Regions from separate parts of the Homo sapiens genome. Here region 1 is linked to region 2. A link is an interaction called in ENCODE POLR2A ChIA-PET data of the cell type or tissue named here. Cell type or tissue: PC-9. All regions are shown on one strand. Each heading gives the region's core, and the rest is flanking DNA. Links, peaks and the distances in the headings are about the cores only.

The links. ChIA-PET counts read pairs that join two places held together with the same protein. Peaks named below come from ENCODE experiments on the same cell type or tissue, not always from the same donor. Only the 100,000 strongest peaks of a DNase experiment are listed, where the experiment ranks them.
Region 1: POLR2A ChIA-PET joins it to region 2 with 5 read pairs; 4 of 35 experiments call an interaction of 5 or more read pairs at or near these places.

The regions. Positions count from the first base shown.
Region 1 is chr20:10,526,346-10,535,208 of GRCh38, reverse strand. The region is part of intron 2 of SLX4IP (SLX4 interacting protein); the gene reads right to left. Among named protein-coding and RNA genes, the nearest start is that of SLX4IP, 95 kb to the right of the region's middle. RefSeq lists a silencer at 7,074-7,368. In PC-9, for the core only: no CTCF peak of the experiment used is centred there; no DNase peak of the experiment used is centred there.
Region 2 is chr20:10,587,642-10,596,504 of GRCh38, reverse strand. All of the region lies in intron 4 of SLX4IP (SLX4 interacting protein), which reads right to left. Among named protein-coding and RNA genes, the nearest start is that of MIR6870, 58 kb to the left of the region's middle. RefSeq lists an enhancer at 3,250-3,544. In PC-9, for the core only: no CTCF peak of the experiment used is centred there; no DNase peak of the experiment used is centred there; H3K27ac peaks cover 1,847 bases.

The DNA of each region.
Region 1 (8,863 bases), core at 628-8,627, 62 kb after region 2:
TCATCACTTCTAACCCCTTCCATGCCTCCAGGCCAAGCCATCACCTGCTCCAGCCTGGCCTTCTGCAACCGTCTTCCCTGGTCTCTCTCCTGCAACAACTCACTTTCAATCTATTACCAGTCTGTTGCCAGAGCGATCATGCCATGCCCTGCCTCCACACCCCAAACCTCATCCCAGCTAAAAACCTTTGGAGGGGCCTTCCACTCCTCTCAGAATAAAGACTAAAATCCTAGGAAGCTGGTAAGAGGTTGACCATATCCCGGTACACCCAAGTCAGTTGCATTTTACGCCTTTCTATCCAGGCGTAATTATTAATAGCTCCCCCTTCTGCTCTAAAAATTATCTTGATTTTCATAACAACCTATGTGGTCTCCTTTCATGGTAACCTATGTGGTCTCCTACAAGTACATGATAACCTACAAGCCTCTGTGAGGTCTGGCCCCTGCCAGCTTCTCCAGCACCATGCCAACCCACTGTCCCCTGTGCTCTGCTCCAGCCCTGCTGGCCTCTGTTCATGCACTCGTTTTTAATTTATTGAGCATACCCCAGACGCCAGCCCTGCGCCAGGAGCTGAACACGGAGCAGGACAAAGCAGAAAGGACCTTGGCTCTGCTGGAAGGAGCTCCCCATTCCTTCTTCTACCCCACCTTCCCCTAGGCTCAGGCTTGACTCGAGGCTCCTTCTTTACGGAAACCTTCTAAGGCTCCAGACCAGGGCAACTCACCCTTTATCTTGCAGGCAGCATCATGTACCTCTTTTTGAAACAATGATTCAAGATTGCAATTTTTCCTGCTTCTGTGTGATTGATCTGACTGCCAGCTTCCTCCAAGAGACAATAAGGTCTGCAATTTAGTTATTGATGATTGACACCCTAATGCTTACCAATGCCTAGCCCACAGAAGGTGCTCAATAAGTATATTGCAGAAAGAAAGGAAGGAGGCAGGGAATACATGCTCACTCCCCGACTCAGGGCCAACACTCCTTCCTGGGTCCCAGTGCAGTTCTAATGGTGCCCAGGGCCTTACAAATCCTCTCATAACCTTGGCTTCTGCCCTGTTTACCCCTACCCACAAGGCACAAAGTTGGTTCAAGGGGGCTCTGGCAGAAGTGACCCACCACCCTCACCCTGCCTCGGCTGAGACAAAACTCTGTGCTCCACATGCAGACTCTCCCTCCCAGCAAAAGGCTGGAGGAAGATCTGGGAACTCATAACCAAAGGAAAAAGGGAGGGCAATGTGAAAATCAGACAACACAAAATTAATGGTGAAAATTTTTTAAAAATAAGAGATGGCTAGGTGCAGTGGCTCATACCTATAATCCTAGCACTTTGGGAGGCTGAGGCAGGAGGACCACTTGAAGCCAGGAGTTCAAGACCAGCCTGGGTAACATGACAAAGCCCCATCTCTACCAAAAATACAAAAATTAGTCAGGCAGTGTGGCATGTGCCTATAGTCCCAGCTACTCTGGAGGCTGAGGTGGGAGGATGGCTTGAGCTCGGGAGGTGGAGCTTGCAGTGAGCTAAAATCATGCCATTGCATTTCAGCCTGGGTGACAGAGCCAGACCCTGCCTCAAAAAAAAAAAAAAAAAAAAGGCCAAGAATGGTGGCTCACACCTGTAATCCCAGCACTTTGGGAGGCTGAGGCAGGCGGATCACCTGCGGTCAGGAGTTTGAGACCAGCCTCACCAACATGGTAAAACCCCGCCTCTACTAAAAATTCAAAAATTATGTATTTTTGTACATAAAGGTGTGGTGGCACATGCCTGTAATCCCAGCTACTTGAGAGGCTGATGCAGGAGAATCACTTGAGCCCGAGGAGGTGGAGGTTACAGTGAGCCAAGATCATGCCACTGCACTGCAGCCTGGGCGACAGAGCAAGACTCTGTTTCAAGAACAACAACAAAAAAGAGATGTTTCATATAAGATGATCAGACCATCGAGAAGACATGAGTTGCAAATTTTCATGCACTGAACAACCTTCTTCCCACCAGAGTGATTTACCTTAAACTTCTTTTCATTTCAAAGTGGATCTCTGTTTTATTTGCACAAATACAAGGCTCATTCATATGAGAGTTTTCCCAAGAGGTTTTGAAATACTGAAGTTTCTCCTTCTTGACACAAAAATATTGCTTGTGGGCCAGGCGTGGTGGCTCACCCCTGCAATCCCAGCACTTCGGGAGGCCAAGGCAGGCAAATCACGAGGTCAGGAGTTTGAGACCAGCTTAGCCAACATGGTGAAACCCCATCTGTACTAAAAATAAAAATAATTAGCTGGGCATAGTGGCAGACATCTGTAATCTCAGTTACTTGGGAGGCTGAGGCAGGAGAATTGCTTGAACCCGGGAGGCAGAGGTTACAGTGAGCCGAGATCACGCTACTGCACTCCAGCCCGGGTGACAGAGTGAGACTCTATTTCAAAAAAAAAAAAAAATTGCTTGTGGCTTATAAAAGTCCATTTTTTTCTTCAGCTTTTCTATTCAGTATGAATTAAAATCTCATAGTCCAAATTTCAGCTTGGGGATATGCACCCATCTTGGAGAGGGGCACTAAAAGAATACGAACCCCTATTTAAGACACTGGTTATTTTCACTACAATATGTCACCAGGGGGCCTCAGGTGAAGTGAGGACTAGAGATGGGTTGTGTTTTTATGAAATCGTCCACATGACAACACCCTGCTGCATGTGGCTGCACTATGTCCCAATCAAGGGTAAGCCAACAGGAAAGGGTACTACAATCAGGTCCTTCCCATCAGGAGGGATCTTTCCCTCCTTCATGTCACCTTCCCAGACAGAGGGCCCTTTGATGCACCAACCTAGTGAGGGTGCGGATACTAATTTCTTTTAATTGACAAATAATTGTGTATATTTATGGGGCACAATGTGATGTTGTATGTATACACTGTGGAATGATTCCAAGCCAATGAACATATCCATCCCCTCCCATACTTATGATTTCTTGGTGGTGACATCAATCTTTTGATTAGTTCTTTTGAATTCAATAAATTAAATACAGATGAAAGTTCTTATATTTTCCCATACCACCGTGGATCATTTAACCTCTGCCCCCATCTTGGCACATGTACACAACTATGGAGACCACTCCAGTCAATGACGAGATAGCTGATGACTCAGATGAGGCCCACAGTGAAAAAGGCAAATTCCTGCTGGCAGTTGCAAACCAATGTCAGGGATGTGATGTCAGAAACTTACGCTGGAGTTATAGGAGATGAAGCAGGGCATGTGTAGTGATGGAGAATAAAAGCTATAAAGAAATGAAAACTATCCTGAGAATCCAACAGCATACATGTGCAGGGAAAAGACTGTAAAACTTGCTCCTCTGATACACCATGTTTGCTTCTGTCTCAAAGGCTTGGTACCTGCTGTTCTCTCTGCTAGAACCACTTCCTCCAGACGCTAGGAGGTGTCTCTCTCTTTTCACTCAGAGTTCACCTTGAAAGTTCAAGTCTCTCTGACCATCCTATTTAAGCAGGAACCACCTCCAGTCACTAGCCACCAAGTTACCATCTTTTATTTTCTTTGTCACACGTCTCGGTATCTGAAATTGTCTTGTTTCTTTCTTTGTGCAGTGTCTGTCTAACCCCTGACTGAAATGCCATCTCCATGAGACCAAGGACTTTGTCGGTCTTATTCAAAATTGGGTCCCCACAGCTGAGAACCATTCCTGGCACATGGGAAATAAGGAATAAACATTTATTGAACAGGTACAATTTTTAAAAACAGCAAAGAGAAACACAAGAGTCATAGAAGACTGAGCTCACTTCTTTCAGGCCATGTCAGATCAAGGAGGCAAAGACAAATAAGACCATAGAGGACATATAATAGATAATGTTGGTCCACAAGATATACCTCAAACCCTATGCAATGAAAGCAGAGAATATACCATGTTTCCAATCATTCATGAAACTGTATCTGTCCATCTACATTTTTAATCTCCCAAATGAACTTCCCTGTCAAGTCACGGCAGGTAGGAGGTGGGGTGAGGGTCTGATCCCACAGCAAGACTTAACAGCTGAGATGGGTGGGGAGAAGTGGGCATGTGATGATCCCAGAAGAGGAGTCAATGCTGCAAGCCTGGCAGCGGCCTGGTATCTGTCTACTAGGCCCATCCATCTTCATGTCACATTGCTCAGTGGACTATCCATGTGCAGTCTAAACTGGGAGATATGATATAACCTAGTTAGCACAGGAATAAATCTAAATATGTTTGTAAAGCTGAGGACTTCACAAAAATATGCTCCTTACACCACTGTGGTACTCTCTGTAAGAAATATCTCATGTATATAATATGATAAAGTGTGTTAATCAGGGTTCAGCATTTATGCTTTTTTTGTAGAATCCAGCTACGAAGTTGGTTTTTTGGAAGAGTCTTGGTAATTTTTTTTTTCTACCTTAGAGTCACTTTAAAATCCCTTTTTAAAGATTTGTTTCAATAGCAAAATTAATTTTCTTTTTATAATCAAATCAATTTTTAAAGCAAGATGGAAAAAGGCTTACAGCCTCTATACTAAAGCCTATGCTCATGCCATAAATAATTTATAGCAAGATGGTTGCTTCTCAGTGGCAGGCTCAAATTCCCATTTTAATCAAAACTGATTTTGCAATCTATTTCTCAATTTACGTGTGGTCAGGGAGCTTCTCACCAAGTGAGCACGCAGACTCCATGGAAATGTGCACTTTTCCCAAACTCCTAACAAATCGGGACATCGTTAACCACTGGTAATCATTTTCTTCTACCCTCTGATGCTCTTAACTTCATCAAAGGTTAACGTCATGGCAGTAGCTTCAGAGGGAACTCAAAAGCTGAAAGCCGCAAAACACCAATGGAACTATATTCACTGATATTTCCAAATGTGTAAACAGACCTCACAAAGAAAAAGCTCAAAGATTCACTGGATTATCTAAACGTACAAACTCATACCAGAAACACAAAGAATAACCAACAAATGAAAGGACCAGCCAGTGTATTACTGTGCTTCAAATCTCCAACCAGTACGTCTGAGACTGCACCGCCTTACTCTGGGGCAGGCAGCACAGGCAAGCCTTCTTACACGATTGTTTCCCAAAACAGTCTAAATTCCCTTAAACAGTAGGTAGGCAGAGTGTCAGCCTGTTCACAATATGGATTCCCAAAACTTTTGGGAACCACCATTCTCTGTGTCTGAGTGCTGGCTCGGCAGTTGAGACTTCAACAGAGAGAACTAGAATCTTCACGCTGCCAACCCTGCTGGTCTGCTCCCAACTTTTGCTCCATAGATGGAACCTCTGTAGACTGCATATGGTCTTGGACTTCTTCATTAGCAGAGAAATGAAACTATTTCCAAACTGAGGGCAGAGATTCAAAATGCTTCCCAAACTCATGAAATTCTCCTGGCACTGAGAACTCTGTTCATTTTGGCTTGAGGTGGTTTATATTCAGGTGGACTAGAATTGAACATTTTCTATGATAGCAATTATGGGAGAGGGTCCTTGAACCTTCAATGATTTTGGTGTTCCTCCTTTCTTAGAGATATGGAATTCTAACAAAAGTAGGATTTAAAAAAAAAGAAGAAGAAGAATGTGAGTAATCAGAATCATTTTTTTTTTTTTTTTTTTTTTTTGAGATGGAGTCTCACACGGTCACCCAGACTGGAGTGCAGTGGTACAATATCGGCTCACTGCAACCTCTACCTCCTGGGTTCAAGCAATTCTCCTGCCTCAGCCTTCCAAGTAGCTGAGATTACAGGCACCTGCCACCATGCCCAGCTAATTTTTTTGTATTTTTAGTAGAGATGCGGTTTCACCCTGTTGGCCAGGCTAATTTCAGACTCCTGACCTCAAGTGATCCACCCGCCTCGGCCTCCCAAAGTGCTAGGATTACAGGGGTGAGCCACCGCGCCTGGTCCAGAATCACTTTTAAAATGCCATTTATTTTATCTTGTTTTATCATTAGCCACAAGGCTAATGAACGTAAGATTACATTATAAAAATTAAATGTCTCATGTTAGCATGACAGGAAAATCAATCTACTTACTCCTCCTAAAAACAGGACTTTTAAATAAGTTAAAGCAGTAAGCAAAATCTGAATCTACTTTTTAGTCTTTAGACATCATCCTAAATTTATTATTATAAAAAATAGAGAATATGGAAAGCAAACAGAAACAGAAACCCATCTGAACAATTCACTGACGTATCACTACCTTTCTTTCCTTGTACAGATTAAAATAATAGACAAATATTGTCATGTGTTTAAGTCACGTGCATAAAGGAAAGCTCAGGGAATATCAACTTTGAGCTAGGCTGTGTTTGGTTACATAGTTTGTGGGTATCTGAAATGTCTGCATCTATGTTCAGAAGAAAAATCCCGAATTACAAAAACATCTAATGTGACAACACAGGTATGTTGAGCCCAGGGAAATATGACCAGTGGGGCAAACACTGGCCAGCCACTCTGGTTGGGTGTGGATCTTCACATGGGTATCAAAGATTTTCTCTTCTGAGTCTTCAGGCTGGGGCTGACAAGTCTAGGCCCTCCTCTGTTGGCCTGGTACATAAGGAGACAGGTCTGGGGTTTACTCCAAAGAGCTAGTCTGATATAATGACAACACATTCCTAGGAATTTTTTTTAAAAAGAAAAGAAAAGAAAATTCCAAGAATATGGCAAGGCCAGTGAAGCTTAACTTCCACAAGCCTTTTTACTCCTAAGTAAAATTATTTTCTTCTTCATAAGTGTTAGTTGTTGCTTTTGTTATTACTCATGAGTATCAGATAAAGGAAAGGGAAAATGGGCAGGAGGATGAAAGACTGTGAAAGGTGCAAATCCCATTTGAATGATTCAGCCTTACCAGGAAAATTAATTACATTTCAAAAATGATGATATTTATCAAACTAATGTTTGATAAATGGACCCACAGAAGGTCCATTTAAGCATTGTTTTTTCCTATTGCTTTGATGCTTTCTTGTTTTCATATAATTTCAAATTTCAGAAAAGTTGCAAGAATAGCGCAAAGTTAGAAAACTTTTGAATTAAATTCTAGGAGCTTAAAACCATTTTTTAATTAACTGCAAAAGTTAAAAATAAAACAAACTACTCTTACCTGACAAATGGTTACACAACAGCCATAATGATCAATTACTTAGGAAAGGTGGAACCACCAGGCCTGTCAACATTTTTTTAAAAAATTGAAACACGCAAGACAGAGGATGACATTTGTGACCCGCTCCCAGGAGTGCACAGATAAGACAGGCTGGGGGTTATGTGTAATTACAGAGGCACCAGCTGTCCCTCTGCACATTTCTTTCCCAAATGAAAAAGCAGGATGGAATGCAAATGAAAAGGAGTAATTATATTAATGAATAATCTTAAATGTGCGTCAATCTTTTTTTGGAAAGAAATCACTGACAAACTTAGGTACTATATTAGCAATCACAATTTATCCAAAACATACTGCACTGTGAAGAAACCATGGATTAGAACCTCTAACAGAGATGATAATTTTGGATTCCAAATTATTCTTCCTTATTAGATGAATCCAAGAGAGCTTTGTAAGAATACCCCAGAGAAATAATTTTGAGTGTAGTCAAGTACCCTGAAACAAATGAAAGCAATAAAACATCTCTAAAGGCTGAAGACTACCTTCCATTTCCCTTATACCTTATAAAAACATCTTCCTTGGGGACAGGATGGAGTAAATTTTTACAGAAAGAAGTAAAGGGGCTCATATTGAATACACTGAGAGGATTCTGTAGAGAGTTTAATCTTTGTATCATAAAGCCACTTTGCATCCAAAAGCCTGCTTGAAACACCTCTAGTTGGTAAATCATGAAACATGCCTTCTGACTAGTCCCCTCTGCACCTTCCACATGTGTCTAACCTTCCTGCCAGAGTTGTTCTTCGTATTTTTAACTCCTTATTTCTATGGCTATTCAAGGATGTATTTAAATAATAAGTTAGGACCCTCATGGGCGAGCTGGCTTTTCTGGCAGAACTGTGAGCTCTTTGAGGGGCAGTATTTTGTTTTTATAGCTTTTATAGAGCCAGCGCCTAGCATAGGGCCTAGTTTATGGCATGTTTATCTGTTAAGTGAACAAATGAACCAGCAAAATACTGATGGTATGTGATCATTACAGCCAGAAGATGATATATCTTTTGATTATCAACATACAACACATATCTCAATGGGTACCTTGCTTTGGTTGCACCTGTGAATAGCCAATGCATTCCCATCTGGGTAACAGAAGGAGATCCTGTCTCTCTCTTTTTTGGGATGGGGTCTCTGTCACTCAGGCTGGAATGCAGTGGTGCGATCTTGGCTCACTGCAACCTCTGCCTCCCAGCCTCAAGCAGTCCTCCCATCTCAGCCTCCCAAGTAGATGGGACCACAGACACATGCCACAAAACCCAGCTAATTTTTTGTATTTTTGGTAGAGACAAGATTTTACCATATTGCCCAGGCTGGTCTCAAATTCCTGAGTTCAAGTGATCCACCCACCTCAGCCTCCCAAAGTGCTGGGATTACAGGCATGAGCCACCGTGCCCAGCCTGAGACCCTGTCTCTTAAAGAGAGAGAGAGAGGGGAGAGAATAGATTTCTGTTGTTTTAAACCACTTGGTTTGTGGCAATTTGTTATGTCATCCATAGGAAACAAATACAGAAGCCTACTAAAAACACAGCAGTTCAAAAACAATTTGATGGAGAAAACACCTGAGTGGCAATCTTGAGGACATATTTCAGACAAATACCAGCACGTGTCAGAAACACTACTAAATTTTACTTGTTAATGAATTATATTCTAGCTCATCCCAAAAAGGATCATGACAGCTGACAAACCCAAACCCAATGATTCTCATACACCTGCCTAAAAAC
Region 2 (8,863 bases), core at 302-8,301:
GTAACCTCAGTACTTTGAGGGGCCAAAGTGGGAGGATTGCTTGAGGCCAGGAGCTCGAGACCAGCCTGGGAAACATACTGAGACCCCGTCTCCTTAAAAAAAATACAAAAAAACATTAGCTGGGCATGGTGGTACACGCCTGTAGTCCCAGCTGCTCAGGTGGCTGAGGCAGGAGGATTGCTTGAGCTCAGGGCTTCAAGGCTGCAGTGAGCTATGATCACCACTGTACTCCAGGCTGGGCGACAAAGCAAGACCCCATCTTAAAAAAAAACGTTATTATCAGGAAGGGGCAAAATCTGAAGTTGACCATGAAAGCTACAGTTTTGAGTCCAGGAAGCCTGGTATCTGAAGATACTACTTGAGTGACAGCTAAATCCTATCTGGACTGCTGAACAATCAAGTCTCAATATGACACCTTCCCCTATAGAAAAAGAAAGCAGTATAAGGCAGATTTCAAGTGATTTGTTACTGAAATTAGTAGGAGAAATGAGTTTATTGAAACCTTGACCCCTACACCTCCCACCCCAGGACAGAATTAAGTTAAAAGGAATCATTTCTAAATAGCATCTTGTTATTAGTGGTTTCAATGGAAAACCTGCCCAAATGGCACCTACAAGAGAAATAGCAAGTTTAACATGTAAAAAAGATTTGCACCTGCTTAATCCAAATTCGACTGGTCATATGAAACTTTGTTTAAAGAGAAACTTGAGGAGAGATTAAACACAAAAGGTACTATGCCAGTTCTTATGGCAAACTAAATTTGATCTATAAACAGAGAAAATTATTGCTGCTTGAAACATACTGCACTGAAATGCTTAGAAAGATGTATTTCATTTATTCATAGACAAAAGGCAATGATAAAGACTACATTCTTATCTTTGCTTTTAATGAAATCAACTTCACAGAGTTCAGGAGGCCACTGAGATTTTGTACTTACCCAGGGCTAAAGCAAAGCTCCACTACTCTCTAAAGCTAAACAGCAATTTGGCAAAGGATCCAAAAGTCCTTTTGCTTTTCCTACTTGGGGCACCAGCTCCCAGCTCGCTATGCTGGTGTTTTAAATGCAGAAAACCTGAGTCAGCAGAGCAAATGGAAATCATAAAGTGATCATCTTTTCATCTGAAAACTACTGGATGATGGTATTAATATTATGAGGCACTTGCAAATCACATTTCAGTATGCCTGTTTCCTTGCTGGCGACTGTGGTGCTCCTAAATCTGAGAAGACTGTCTTTAGACACAAGAAGGGATTTGGATTAGAGGGAGAAAAAGCTTTGCAATAGAAACATCTTACCACCAGGCGTCTGCAGGTATGTGCATTTCCAGAAACAATTGATATTTTTGAATTGCTTAATGTAACACAATCATCTAGTATCAGCAAGATCCCATCTTCTCCCCTGGCCTCCAAGCAGCCCAAAAAATCTCCAGTTCTTGTGCCACCATTTGCTCTCTGTATGTCGTAAAAAGCTGTTGCACTTCTCCTTATCCTTCTACAAACAACCTCCAAAGCATGAAGCCTCAAATGATTACTTGTTACCACACTAACTTTCTTCTGGCTTACCTAAGTTGTTCATCAAAAACTATTGAGTCTCTTTAAAAAAAATGGAGAGGTGGTCAGTAATGCATATGAGAGAAAGAAAGGACAAACCACAGTCCTCCTACTATTTTATTTCATATTCTGTCTAAAATAAGCTGCTCCAAAATGGCTCTACTAGAAATTTGCAGTCTTCATAAACAGAAAGGCAAAAATTACGACAAAAAAACTCAAATATGAATTGAACAAATTCCATCCTGGCTTAGCAAGGCAGTAGATTAGTTTCAAGTAGTACCATGTTCCAATGAGTAATGGTTTTAAGGGAGTGGTCATTTATTTGGGTTGTCACAGTTCACAGTCCCAAGACACTGAGAGCAAATATTCAATGAGAGATTTTACTGTAAAACTATCCAGCCTCACTTGTTTTCCAGGGGATTCATAGCTAAGGCGACTTGAGCTTCCCCACAGCTGCCAACGGGAGTCTGTGGTCTGGTGCGTAACAGTGGGAAGTCCTCTCCCACAGCTATTACGAGACCATTCATGGACGAGCCTGGGAAAATGCCTCTGTGTGGCTTGGTGAGCCATCAGGACCTCCGGGCAGGTGAATTCCACTTCATTGTGGACCCCACCCACCACCTGTGTGGCTCTCTTCCAGCAAAGCCTTCTCCCAAACTACAAGGCAGGCTCAGGAAGACCTACGATGCCCCTCAGTACTTCTCTCCCTGAGATGACTCCATTATTATCATCACTCACACAGTCTGAAACATTTCAAACATTCAGAAAAGTAGAAAAATAATGTCATGAACATCCCAAAACCCACCATCTAGATTCAATAACAGTTAATATTTTGCCGTATTTCATACACATATTTTCTAAACTGCTTCGAAGTGGACATCATGAAACCTTACTCCTAAACATGTGAGCACAGCTCTTGAGCAATAAGGAAATTCTCCTTCATCACCACGACACTATTATTACAACTGAGTATGACATTACCGATCAAATAATCAGCCTATATTCAAATTTCTCCATTGTCCCAAAATGTGTATCACTGATCTGATTTTCCTTTGAATCGGATCCAACCAAAGATCATGGATTTTAAGAGATGTATTTGCTTATATCTCTTTTAATCTAAAATAATCTCCCTTTACCTTTTAAAAAAAGAACTCTGAACTTTTAAAGAGATCAGGCTAGTTGTGTTATAGAACAACCCCATTCTACATTTGAATTTTTTTTTTGACAGGGTCTTGCTGTGTTGCCCAGGCTGGAGTGCAGTGGCACAATCACAATTCACTGCAGCCTCAACCTCCTGGGCTCAGATGATTCTCTCACTTCAACCTCCTGAGTAGCTGGGACCACAGGTGCATGCTACCACACTCATCTAAGTTTTAAAATTATTTTTAGAGACATGGTCCCCCTATGTTGCCAAGGTTAGTCTTGAACTCCTGGGCTCAAGCGATCCTGCTGCCTGGACCTCCCAAAATGCTGAGATTACAGGTGTGAGCCACTGCACCCAGCTAAGCTTTTTTTTTTAACCTCAGTTGCCTAAACACAAAATTTCAACCTGTATGCTCTTTTAAAATGCCAGCCATTTATTAATTTTGACTTCTCCTTTAACTGCTGTAGGAAATTACAGGTTCAAACTAAAGCTATAATGACAATTCAAAGACTGGCATACAGATGACCTGAAAATTTGGTCCTAATGATAATTTCAAAGAAATAAAATTATGGATTTGTAGATAGTTAAAATTTTGGTGAAGATAAGCTTACTTAGGTAGGTTGGATAGTGGTCTGATATTTGCTTTAAGAAAGGGCACTTTGTCATAATCAGATTACTATGTGCTAACCCGGAAGCAGCTCTGCATTGCACGCCAGTTCAGACATGTGACTGTTTCCAGTCTGAAGTCATGAGTCAGTTCTCAAGCTTGGTTGTGATTTAATAAGAGAACAGGAAGAAAGAGGCTGATACCAACTGAGTACTGACAGTATCTTGGGTATTAGACTAGACTAGGAACATATAATATACTTAAAAGATGAAGAGGCTAGGCACAGTGGCTCACGCCTGTAATCCCAGCACTTTGGGAGGCCAAGGTGGGCAGATCACGAGGTCAGGAGATCGAGACCATCCTGGCTCACATGGTGAAACCCTGTCTCTACTAAAATAAAAAAATTAGCCAGGCGTGGTGGCACGCACCTGTAGTCCCAGTTACTTGGGAGGCTGAGGCAAGAGAATCGTTTGAACCCAGGAGGCAGAGGTTGCAGTGAGCCGAGATCATGGCACTGCACTCCGGCCTGGGCAACAGAGTGAGACTCCATCTCAAAAAAAAAAAAAAAAAAAAAAAAAAAAAAGATGAAGAATACGTGTGCTTTCAAGCTATTTCATTAAGGAAAAATGAAGTTGTAACTCATTACATCCCAAACTGTGTCACTCAGAAAGTTGCACCTTGTCCTTATCAAAAGGCCTAGGGTAGAAAGGGTAGGGAAATCATGAGTTTGATGCTGTCACTTCAAACATGAAAAGAGACTAAGTATGAGATGGGGCCTATGAAAAAGCCTTGATGGGGCCTTTGGAAACATGTTATGGGTCCAAGTGTGACCTCCTCTATTGCTGGTGATGGGGGGGGGTTGGAGAAAGGGGTTGTTCTGTGGGAACTGAAAACCAAGAGTCCTGTCCCAAGTTTAGGAATATACATACGGGATCCTAGTCTAAGACCACAACTGGGAAACAAATTTGGTGGGTAAGTGGAATATTTGATCCTAGGCTAAAAATTTCACTTATTACCCAAGACATTTAGAGATTCCAAAAAGGTTCCCTTGAGATAACATTTCATGTCCCTAAATAAGGACAGTACTAGACTCTGAGTCACAATAAAGCTATGTCTATTTGATGCCAAAACAAATGGAGCATGAAATGTTTCATGAATAAAATCATTATTTATAAAATAATTCTTCGGAGCCAAATTTATTTAGAAAAAAACACCCATTTTCTGCCTGTCACCCTTTTGACTTTGTAGGTAATGCCAGAGGGCACATGTGCCACAAATTTCATTTTCTGTGGGACCCATCAGAGATTGTTCACATGGAATAAGAAGGCTTTTCAGAGCAGACAAAAATTAGAATAAAACAAATTGAGAAATGATCACTTCAGATTTCTTCCCCATGTTGCTTTCCCACTTTTTTGTTTATTTAAAAAAAGGCCCTTAACATTAAATATGAAAACTGTGTTTGGATAACACGCAAGCATAGATGAAATGATATTCAAAACTATGGTTCCCACAATCATAACTCTGCCAGGCCATGCATAATGATAAGAATAATATAATACTGTGTACTTATAAAACTCAAAGTTCTCTTTAAAACCCTTCACTCATCTTTAAATAACTATACACAAAAGAAACAGAGATGTTTAATAAGCCTTCTAAATGAGGTAGCTGCTTGTTTGAACTATTAGCTGTTCAAGCAGGCCCCTCTGCAATGGATTTCAAATTTCCTGTGCATACAGAGGAACACCAGATGAAGCATATCCTCTGTGGCCTCCCTGTCTTGCAGGGAATCCATTTCAACTCTGAGATTCTAGATCATGTGCAATGAGAAAGAGAGTTCATGAACCACTGGACTATTCTAACAGGACCATGGACCCAAAGGACAAGAAACAACCTTGGAAGTCTCCTAGTTCATTTCCTGTTTGTCAGCCAGGACCACATTAAAACCATCTTTTAAAAACAACACCAAAATGCTGAGTGAGAAGATGCTATACCTACCTATGTGCCACTTTATCTGTCCTTTATATGAACTGAGATTGCAAACTTAATGCCTGAGGGGTAAGACAGGTAACAGGAAAAGGGTTGGGTTCTGACTGGAAAACTGGAGAGAGCTCAGGGCTTGTTTAAAGGGGACAGCAGTGATTTTCAAACTCATCGGAAACTAGGGCACAGGGGTACCAGAAAAGCTGGAAATCCAAGTTTTTATGTGAAATCTCTTCAAATTTTAACTTTGCAAACAATTCAAACTTTTAAAATATATTGTGTGGTCCAAATAATATGTCTCTGAGAGCCAACGTAGCTTTATATTGTCAGTTTGCAATCTCTAACTTAAATTCTTCACACTTCAGTTGAATTTCTTTTTTGTGTGTCTTCGGCAGAGCTAAAGGAAAGCTGGCCACTACCAAATGCTTGAAGATAGGTATTCAGTTTCAATTTAGTCATTTATTCTAAGCTAAATAAACCCAGGTCCTTAACCTTACTAAACAGGGCATGTTTTTCTACGTTAAAATCATCTTTCTGACTCTTAGGTCTGACATTAAAGATACTCAGCCGGGTGCGGTGGCTCATGCCTGTAATTCTAGCACTTTGAGAGGCTGAGGCGAGTGGAATGCCTAAGCTCAAGAGTTTGAGACCAGCCTGAGCAACACAGCGAAACCCCATCTCTACTAAAATACAAAAAATTAGCCGGGTGTGGCAGTGTGCGCCTGTAATCCCAGCTACTCCGGAGGCTGAGGCAGGAGAATTGCTAGAACCCGGGAGGCAGAGGTTGCAGTGAGCCGAGATCGCGCCACTGCACTCCAGCCTGGGTGACAGAGCAAGACTCTGTCTCTAAAAATAAAATTAAAAAAATAAATAAATACATACATAAATAAAATAAAATAAAATGATACTCAAGGGTTTGACTCAATATGGGGGAAAATGAAAAGATGATATAATTTTAGAAATCATTAATTGTATAAATGTGTGGGATCTGCATTAAAAAATTACAAAGTTTTCATAATTAATTAGGAAAAGGTCTTAAAAAGATTAATATACCATGTTCTCAACTGGAAGGGCTAACCATCATAAAGATGTGAATTGTTCCCATATTTATTTGTTTAACAAATATGTACCGAGTGCCTATTGTGTACCAGACAATTCCAGTCAAATATCACAATGAAACTGTTATTTTTTATGTGTGTAAGGGGAGGAGGCAGTTTGGAAGCTGCGAAAAATAATGCTAAATTTAATCTAAAAGAATAGTTAAAAAAAATTCAAAGTAAAAAAAATTTTTTTCCTAATTAAAAGTAACATAGACTCAATGTATTTTTAAAAATCTAGACAAAAAAAGGTGTAAAGAGAAATGAATCTTCAACAATCCGACCACCCAGAGACCCTTTGTCACTTTCGACTTTTGATATCTTCTAGGTCTTTTCTCAAAATATATAATCACATATACTCTTATTTCTTTCTACAAAAACGAAATCATATGATGAATGTTGTTTTATAACGTGATTTTTAAAAACCTCAGTACTATGAACATTGACTTTGTGTATGATACCATTTAGAAATCCGTTTTTATTCTTTCCCAAATGAATAATAAATTGAGTATTCAACAGAAGATCCCCACTGATCCCTGGTTGCCAGGTCTGTCATACACAGACCTCTCTTTCTGACTCACTTTATTCCACTAGCTTATCATCAGTCAGTTAACACTATGTTAATTACCTGAGCTTTATTTATAATAAATCTTAATCTAGTAGGGCAATTTCCTTTCCTGACTCCCAACATTATTTTTCTTCTTCATCAGGAGTACTTGAAGTTATTCTTGGCCTTTTATCCTTTTATTAGCTTGTCCAGTTGCATGAAAAGCCCTTTCAGGGTTGGATCAGAAAGACCTTGAATTTATAGATCAATTTGGAGAAAATAAACATCTTTATGATAATGACACTTCCCATACATTTGACATGGTAAATCTCCTAATTATTTTTAATAACTTATTTAATACCTTCCAATAAAGTTTTTTTAGTGTTGTCATGTAAATGTTATCTCCTAAAAACTACATTTTTAAACTGCCTGCTGTTGTAACTGACTTCTATATGTTGTCAGCTGAAATGCCTATTAAATCTTTTTTCCCCACCTTTATTGGGGTATAATTGATAAATAAAAGTTGTATACATTTAAGGTATAGAACATGATGATTTGATATATGTATCTATTGTGAAATGATTACCACAATCAGGCTAATTAATACAACTATCACCTCATATAGTTATCTCTCTTTTTCTTGCAGTGAGAACATTTAAAGATCTCTCTTACCAAATTTCAAGTATGCAATGATTATTAACTACAGTCACCACAGTGTACATTAGATTCCCCAGAACTTATTCACCTTATAACTGATAGTTTGTGTCCTTTGACCAAATCTCCCCTTCCTTCCCTCATTGACCCCTTCCCCTAGCCAGACTCTGTCCCTACCCCTGCCTCTGGCAATCATCATTCTACTCTCTGCTTTTATGAATTAGGCTTTTTTAGATTCTACATACAAGTGAGATCACACAGTATTTGTCTATGTCTGGCTTACTTCATGTAGCATAATGCACTCCAGGTTCATCAGTGCTGACACAAATAGTAGGATTTCCTTCTTTTTTTATGGCTGAGTAATGTTCCATTGTATACATACAGCACATTTTTAAAGATGCTAGTTTCATTTCCTTTGTATATATACCCAGACGTGAGACTGCTGGATCATATGGTAGTTCTGTTTCTACTTTTCTGAAGAATCTCCATACTGTTTTCCATAATGGCTGTACTAATTTACACTCCCATCAAAAGCATGCAAGGGTTCCCTTTTCTCCACACCTTCACCAATACTTATTATCTCTTTTTATAACAGCCATTCTAACAGGTATGAGATGACATCTCACTGTGGTCATAACGTGCATTTCCTGATGGTAAATAACGTTAAGCACCTTTCCATATACCTGTTTACAATTATATGTTTTCTTTGGGAAAATATCTACTTAGGTCCTTCCCCATTTTTAATTGGGGTATTTAATTTAGTTGTTTTCTTTCTTCCTTTTCCTTTTTTTTCTTTGCTATTGAGTTGTATGAGTTCCTTATATATTTTGGATATTAATCCCTTATTAGATATATGGGCTTGAAAATATTTATTCCATTCTATAGGTTACCTTTTCATTTTGTTGATTGTTTCCTTTGCTGCACAGAAGTTTTTAGTTTGATATAGTTGCTTTTGTTACCTGTCTTTTGGGGTCACATCCAAAAAAATCATTGTCAGGACCAATGTCAAGGAGCCATTTCCCAACTTCTTCTACTAGAAGTTTTATGGTTTCAGGTCTCACATTTAAGACTTTAATATATTTTAATTTTTGTGTATGGTATAAGATAAAGATCCAAGTTCATTCTTTTGCATTTGGATATCCAGTTTACCCAGAACCATTTATTGAAGAGACTATTCTTTCCCCATTTTGCATTTTTGGTGCTCTTGTCAAAGAATATTTGGCCATATACACATGAGTTTATTTCTGGGCTCTCTATTTTGTTCTGTTGGTCTAGGGCCCATTTTT